Linked DNA regions of Homo sapiens: region 1 is linked to region 2. The links are chromatin contacts, found by Hi-C or POLR2A ChIA-PET in ENCODE. All regions are on one chromosome and are shown on one strand. Each heading gives the region's core, a stretch centred on a gene start or an enhancer-like site at or near the end of the contact. The rest is flanking DNA. Distances are from core to core; before and after follow the strand shown. Region 1 has its middle 34 kb from the start of MMP7. Region 2 overlaps TMEM123 (transmembrane protein 123).

The links. A loop is a pair of places that touch in the nucleus more often than their neighbours do. ChIA-PET counts read pairs that join two places held with the same protein, here RNA polymerase II (POLR2A). Pooled maps may share reads with other maps.
Region 1: a pooled map shows a loop between it and region 2 (6-fold over the local background). The contact joins two enhancer-like sites. A Hi-C loop is called at or near these places in 8 of 50 pooled maps. POLR2A ChIA-PET finds 5 or more read pairs at or near these places in 4 of 52 experiments (B cell, OCI-LY7, PC-9 and 1 more).

The regions. Positions count from the first base shown.
Region 1 is chr11:102,562,918-102,565,617 of GRCh38, forward strand. No RefSeq gene overlaps it. Among named protein-coding and RNA genes, the nearest start is that of MMP7, 34 kb to the left of the region's middle. Within about 2 kb of position 1,359, at least 4 of the 41 ENCODE cell types and tissues checked have a DNase peak (open chromatin) inside an H3K27ac peak, as active enhancers do.
Region 2 is chr11:102,415,670-102,418,369 of GRCh38, forward strand. All of the region lies in intron 2 of TMEM123 (transmembrane protein 123), which reads right to left. Among named protein-coding and RNA genes, the nearest start is that of TMEM123, 36 kb to the right of the region's middle. Within about 2 kb of position 1,447, at least 2 of the 41 ENCODE cell types and tissues checked have a DNase peak (open chromatin) inside an H3K27ac peak, as active enhancers do.

The sequences.
Region 1 (2,700 bases), core at 109-2,608, 150 kb after region 2:
TATTCAATGCTATTTTCTTCTTGTCGCCTATGAAAAAATTTTACTTTCTATTTACTTTAATTCTGACACCAAAGGCTATCCTTTTCCTGTTCTACACCATGCACATTCTAAACTAGTTCCATTTCCTGGTACTATCTTCCTGTTCCAACTCCCCTTTTTATTTATGCAATGCCCACTCTTCCTTTTCCATCTGCCCAAATTGTGTACTTCCTTCAGGATGAAATTCAAAACCTCACTCCTCCAAAATCACTCATGGGCCCCTTGACTTTTCTGGAATTCTCTTATAGAACTACTTCAGCTCTTGGCTATGTTATCTCTGGTGTTGACCATTTTATTAATTTCATCTTGCCTTCCCAATGAAAATGAATGTTCTTTGATGGTAAGGAATTTGTCTTTTTTCCCTTTCTTTCTTTGCATTCTTTTTTTTTTTTTTAAATAACAACCTCCTGTCCAATTATATGGTATTTGTATTTTTCTGTTCCCTAGAGTGTAGAGCATATGAAAGATAGTTAAAAATACAGCAGAAACTTGACACTGGTGAGGGATATGGGTAAGCCATGCTATAATGTGGATGCCCACGGGCCAGAGGGATTTACTGCTCATGTACTTCTCCCATCTATACCATCCTCATGATGCAAGTGCACCAAATTTGCCCTTTAGCAAAATGGCAAACTCATGTCCTTGGACATCTTGTGCTTGCAAAAAGCTGAAACCTCAACTGTCAAAACCTCAAATGCCAAGAGTTTCTTATGTTTTTGATAAAACTGTGGTTGTACCCAAAAGTACTTGATGAAAATTTTTTATTTAGCCCATTATTTTGGCATTGTACTGCCTCAGTACTCATCTCCGATTACCTATCAGGTGTGGGTTTGAAGGGTGGTTCCAGGGTGAATACAGACAGAGGAATATCTTCTAGTTCTTGCCTGGAGGCTCTGGACCCACCCGCACTTTCCCAGACCTGAAGGAACAGCAACTACCAGATGCCAAGCACTGCCTTTAGGTGCTCAGATGAACTTCTGAGCCATATCACCTGTCCTCAAAAGCCCTGACCCAAGCAGTGTCCCTTCTCTCAGATGTCCCCTCTCTCAGTAGGTTCACCCAGTAACCAGTTTTATGAAGAATAGTGTTTTTCAAAATGGGAAGAGAAAGCAGTGCTTTGACTTAGAGGACTCTCTTCTGTTCAATTTTAACTTTCAATGTATAGTTTTTAATTGTAGAAGTTACTTCAAAAGGAAATTAAAGAATTGAAACCCCAAGTCCCAGCATATTAGGAACTAATATTAGAGCTTACTTTCAAATAATGGCTAACTCTAGTGGAATGCTTACAAGGTACCTGTGTTGGTTTTTCATCGCCCTGACACATACATGAAAGTAAGTCTCTTCCAGAGAGTATCTGATTCTATGACTTTCTCTGATGACTCACCTATGACTTTCTCTGATGACTAGGCTATTTTATAGCTCCCTAGAAATAGAAACTAAGTTGTAGAAAACTGATAACAATGCAGGTTTTTCCTGTCCACAGTAATGCAAATCATTCTTTTTTTTATTCTTATTTTTATTATTATTATTATTTTTTTTGAGACGGAGTCTCACTCTGTCGCCGAGGCTGGAGTGCAGTGGCGCGATCTCGGCTCACTGCAAGCTCCAACTCCTGGGTTCACGCCATTCTCCTGCCACAGCCTCCCGAGTAGCTGGGACTACAGGCGCCCACCACCATGCCAGGCTATTTTGTTTGTACTTTTAGTAGAGACGGGGTTTCACCGTGTTAGCCAGGATAGTCTTGATCTCCTGATCTTGTGATCTGCCCGCCTCGGCCTCCCAAAGTGCTGGGATTACAGGTGTGAGCCACCGTGCCCGGCCGCAATTGATTCTTGTTCACAGAAATGCAAAGGCATATTGCATTTAGAGATAAAACTTTATTATGTTTTATAAAACATTATAGAGATAAAACTTGAAAATGTTTACTGACCTATGGGATATCAATCAGTTTTGCATTTATTAGCAAAACCATTTTAGCATTCCTAGTTGCATGTATACATCTCCAAATTCTCCTCATTCTCCAAATTCTGTTTCCTCATTAATTAATTAAATCAACAAATTATTTGACACAGGTTCATTTTACATGTGTTTGAGAGTCATGATTTTACTTTGTAAAAAATTATAGTTTAGCAATTTTGAAGGTTCCACTGAAAAGCCCAAGTGGGCTTTCCTGACAAAGTAAACTTCTGATGGGGTTCAGGACACATTACTCCAAAATATAGCACCTTGGCATATTAAATATTTTAAGCTGAAGACATTTGAAAAGCAGGAAGTTCACTCCACTTTCCTCCCAGTCTTTCTCTCCTGAAGCAGACCATGAAACCTAGGAAGGATTTTCTGATCTTTCCCTGAAGAAAGAGGCCGGGTGCCCTCCCAATACCTGGAGGAAAGGAATGTCCTTATCTTTGAAGATAAAATGACACTGAGAATAATCTGTACAAACAAGATGAAACTGCCTTTGCAAAATTATGACAATAAGAGAAATCTGACATACTTGACTCCATCTTGTTTCTGACCTCCAAGATGTCCTTGGTCATTCCTGGGCATAGGCCAACTTAACTTTGGGAGAAATTTATTTTTTTTATTTTTTATTTTTTTGTGATGGAGTTTCACTCTTGTCACGCAGGCTGGAGTGCAATGGTGGTCTTGGTTCACTGCAAC
Region 2 (2,700 bases), core at 197-2,696:
AAAGCAGTGTTAAGAGGAAAGTTTACAGCTCTAAATGCCCACATGAAAATGTTAGAAAGACCTCAAATTAACAACCTAACTTTACACCTAGGGGAACTAGAAAAACAAAAGTAAACCAACCCCAGTCCTAGCAGAAGAAAAGAAATAACCAAAATCAGAGCTGAACTCAATGAAATTGAGATGTGAAAAAACATACAAAAGATCAATGAAACCAAAAGTTGGTGGTTGTTATTATTATTATTATTATTATCATCATTATTTTTGAGATGGAGTCTTGCTCTGTTGCCCAGGCTGGAGTGCAATGGTGCAGTCTCAGCTCACTGCAACTTCCACCTTCTGGGTTCCAGTGATTCTCCTGCCTCGGCCTCCCAAGTACCTGGGACTACAGGTATGTGCCACCACACCCAGCTAATTTTTGTATTTTTAGTAGAGACAGAGTTTTACCATGTTGGCCAGGCTGGTGTCAAACTCCCGACCTCAGGTGATCCACTCACCCTGGCCTCCCAAAGTGTTGGGATTACAAGGTGTGAGGCACCATGCCCAGCCCAAAAGTTGGTTATTTGAAAGAATAAATAAGATTGACAGACTCCAGCTAGACTAATAAAGAAAAAAGAGAGAAGAGCCAAATAAACACAATCAGAAATGATAAAGGAAACATTACCACCAACCCTACAGAAATACAAAAAACCCTCAGAGACTATTATGAACACCACTACGTATACAAACTGGAAAGCCTGGAAGAAGAAATGGATAAATTCTCAGAAACACACAACCTCCCAAGACTGAACCAAGAAGAAACTGAAACCCTGAACAGATCAATAATGAGTTCTGACATAAAATCAGTAATAAAAAAAAATCTACCAATCAGGAAAAGCCTTGGACCAGACCGATTCACAGTCAAGTTCTACCAGACATATATTAATAAAATATAAAATTATTCCAAAAAATTAAGAAGAGATTCTACCCTAGCTCATTCTATAAGGCTAGCAACATTCTGATACCAAAACCTGGCAAAGACACAACAAAAAAAGAAAACTTCAGGCCAATATCCCTGATAAACATAGATACAAAAATCCTCAAGAAAATACTAGCAAACTGATCCACCAGCACATCAAAAAGCTAATCCACCATGATCAAGTAGGCTTTATTCTTGGGATGCAAGGTTGGTTAAACATAGGCAAATCAATAAACGTGATTTATCACATAATGTGAACTAAAAAAACCACGATCATCTCAGTAAACAAAGAAAAGGCTTTTAATAAAATTCAAAATCCCTTTATGTTAAAAACCCTCAACAATCTAGGTATTAAAGAAACATACCTCAAAATAATAAGATCCATCTATGACAAACCTACGGCTAACATCATACTGAGTGGCCAAAAGCTGGAAGCACTCCCTTTGAGAACCAGAACAAGACAAAAATGCCCACTCTCACCACTCCTATTCAAGACAGTACTGGAAGTCCTAGGCAGTCAGACAAGAGAAAGAAATAACAGGAAACCAAGAAAAAGTCATAACAGGTAACCAAGAGAAAGTCAAACTCTCTCTTTGCAGATGATGATTCTCTAACTAGAAAACCCCAGTCTCTGCCCAAGGGCTCCTAGATCTGATTAACAATTTCAGCAAAGTTTCGGGATGCAAAATCAATGTACAGAAATCAGTAACATTTCTATACACCAATAATGCCCAAGCTGAGAGCCAAATCAAGAATGCAATCCCATTCACAGCAGCACTCCCTTCCCCCACCACAAACATACAAATACCTAGGAATACAGTTAACCAGGGAGGTGAAAGATCTCTACAACGAGAATTATGAAACACTGCTCAAAGAAATCAGATATAACACAAATAGAAAACCATTCCTTGCTCATGGAGAGAAAGAATCAATATTATTAAGATGGCCATACTGCCCAAAGCAATTTACAGATTCAGTGCTATTGATATCAAACCACCGTAAGTGGAAAAAAGCTCTTCTAAAATTCATATGGATCCAAAAGAGAGCCCAACTAGCCAAAGCAATCCTAAGCAAAAAGAACAAAGCTAGAGTCATCATGCTACCTGACTTTAAACTATACTACAAGACTACAGTAACCAAAACAGCATGGTATCGGTACAGAAACTGATACACGGAACAATGGAACAGGTTAGATAACCCAGAAATAAAGCCTCACAACTACAGCCATCTGATCTTTGATAAAGTTTAAAAAAAAAAAGTGCAATGGGGAAGGGACTCCCTATTCAATAAATGGTACTGGGATAACTGGCTAGCCATAAGCAGGAGATTGAAACTGGACCCCTTCCTTTCACCATATATGAAAATCAACTCAAGATGAATTAAAAAGACTTAAATGTAAAACCTAAAACTATAAAAACCCTAGAAGACAGGAAGGGAGGGAAGCAGAAAAAAAAAATAAAACCCTAGAAGAAAACCTAGGAAACACCATTCTGGCCATTAGCCCTGTCAAAGCTTTCATGACAGAGACACCAAAGGCAACTGCAACAAAAGCTAAAGTTGAAAAGTGCAACCTAATTAAAGAGCTTCTGTACTGCAAAAGAAACTATCAACAAAGTAAACAGAAAACCTATAGAATGGGAGAAAATATTTGCAAATTATGCATCTGACAAAGGTCTAATATCTAGAATCTATAAGAAACTTAAATGAACAGGCAAAAAACAACCCTTATTGAAAGGATATGAACA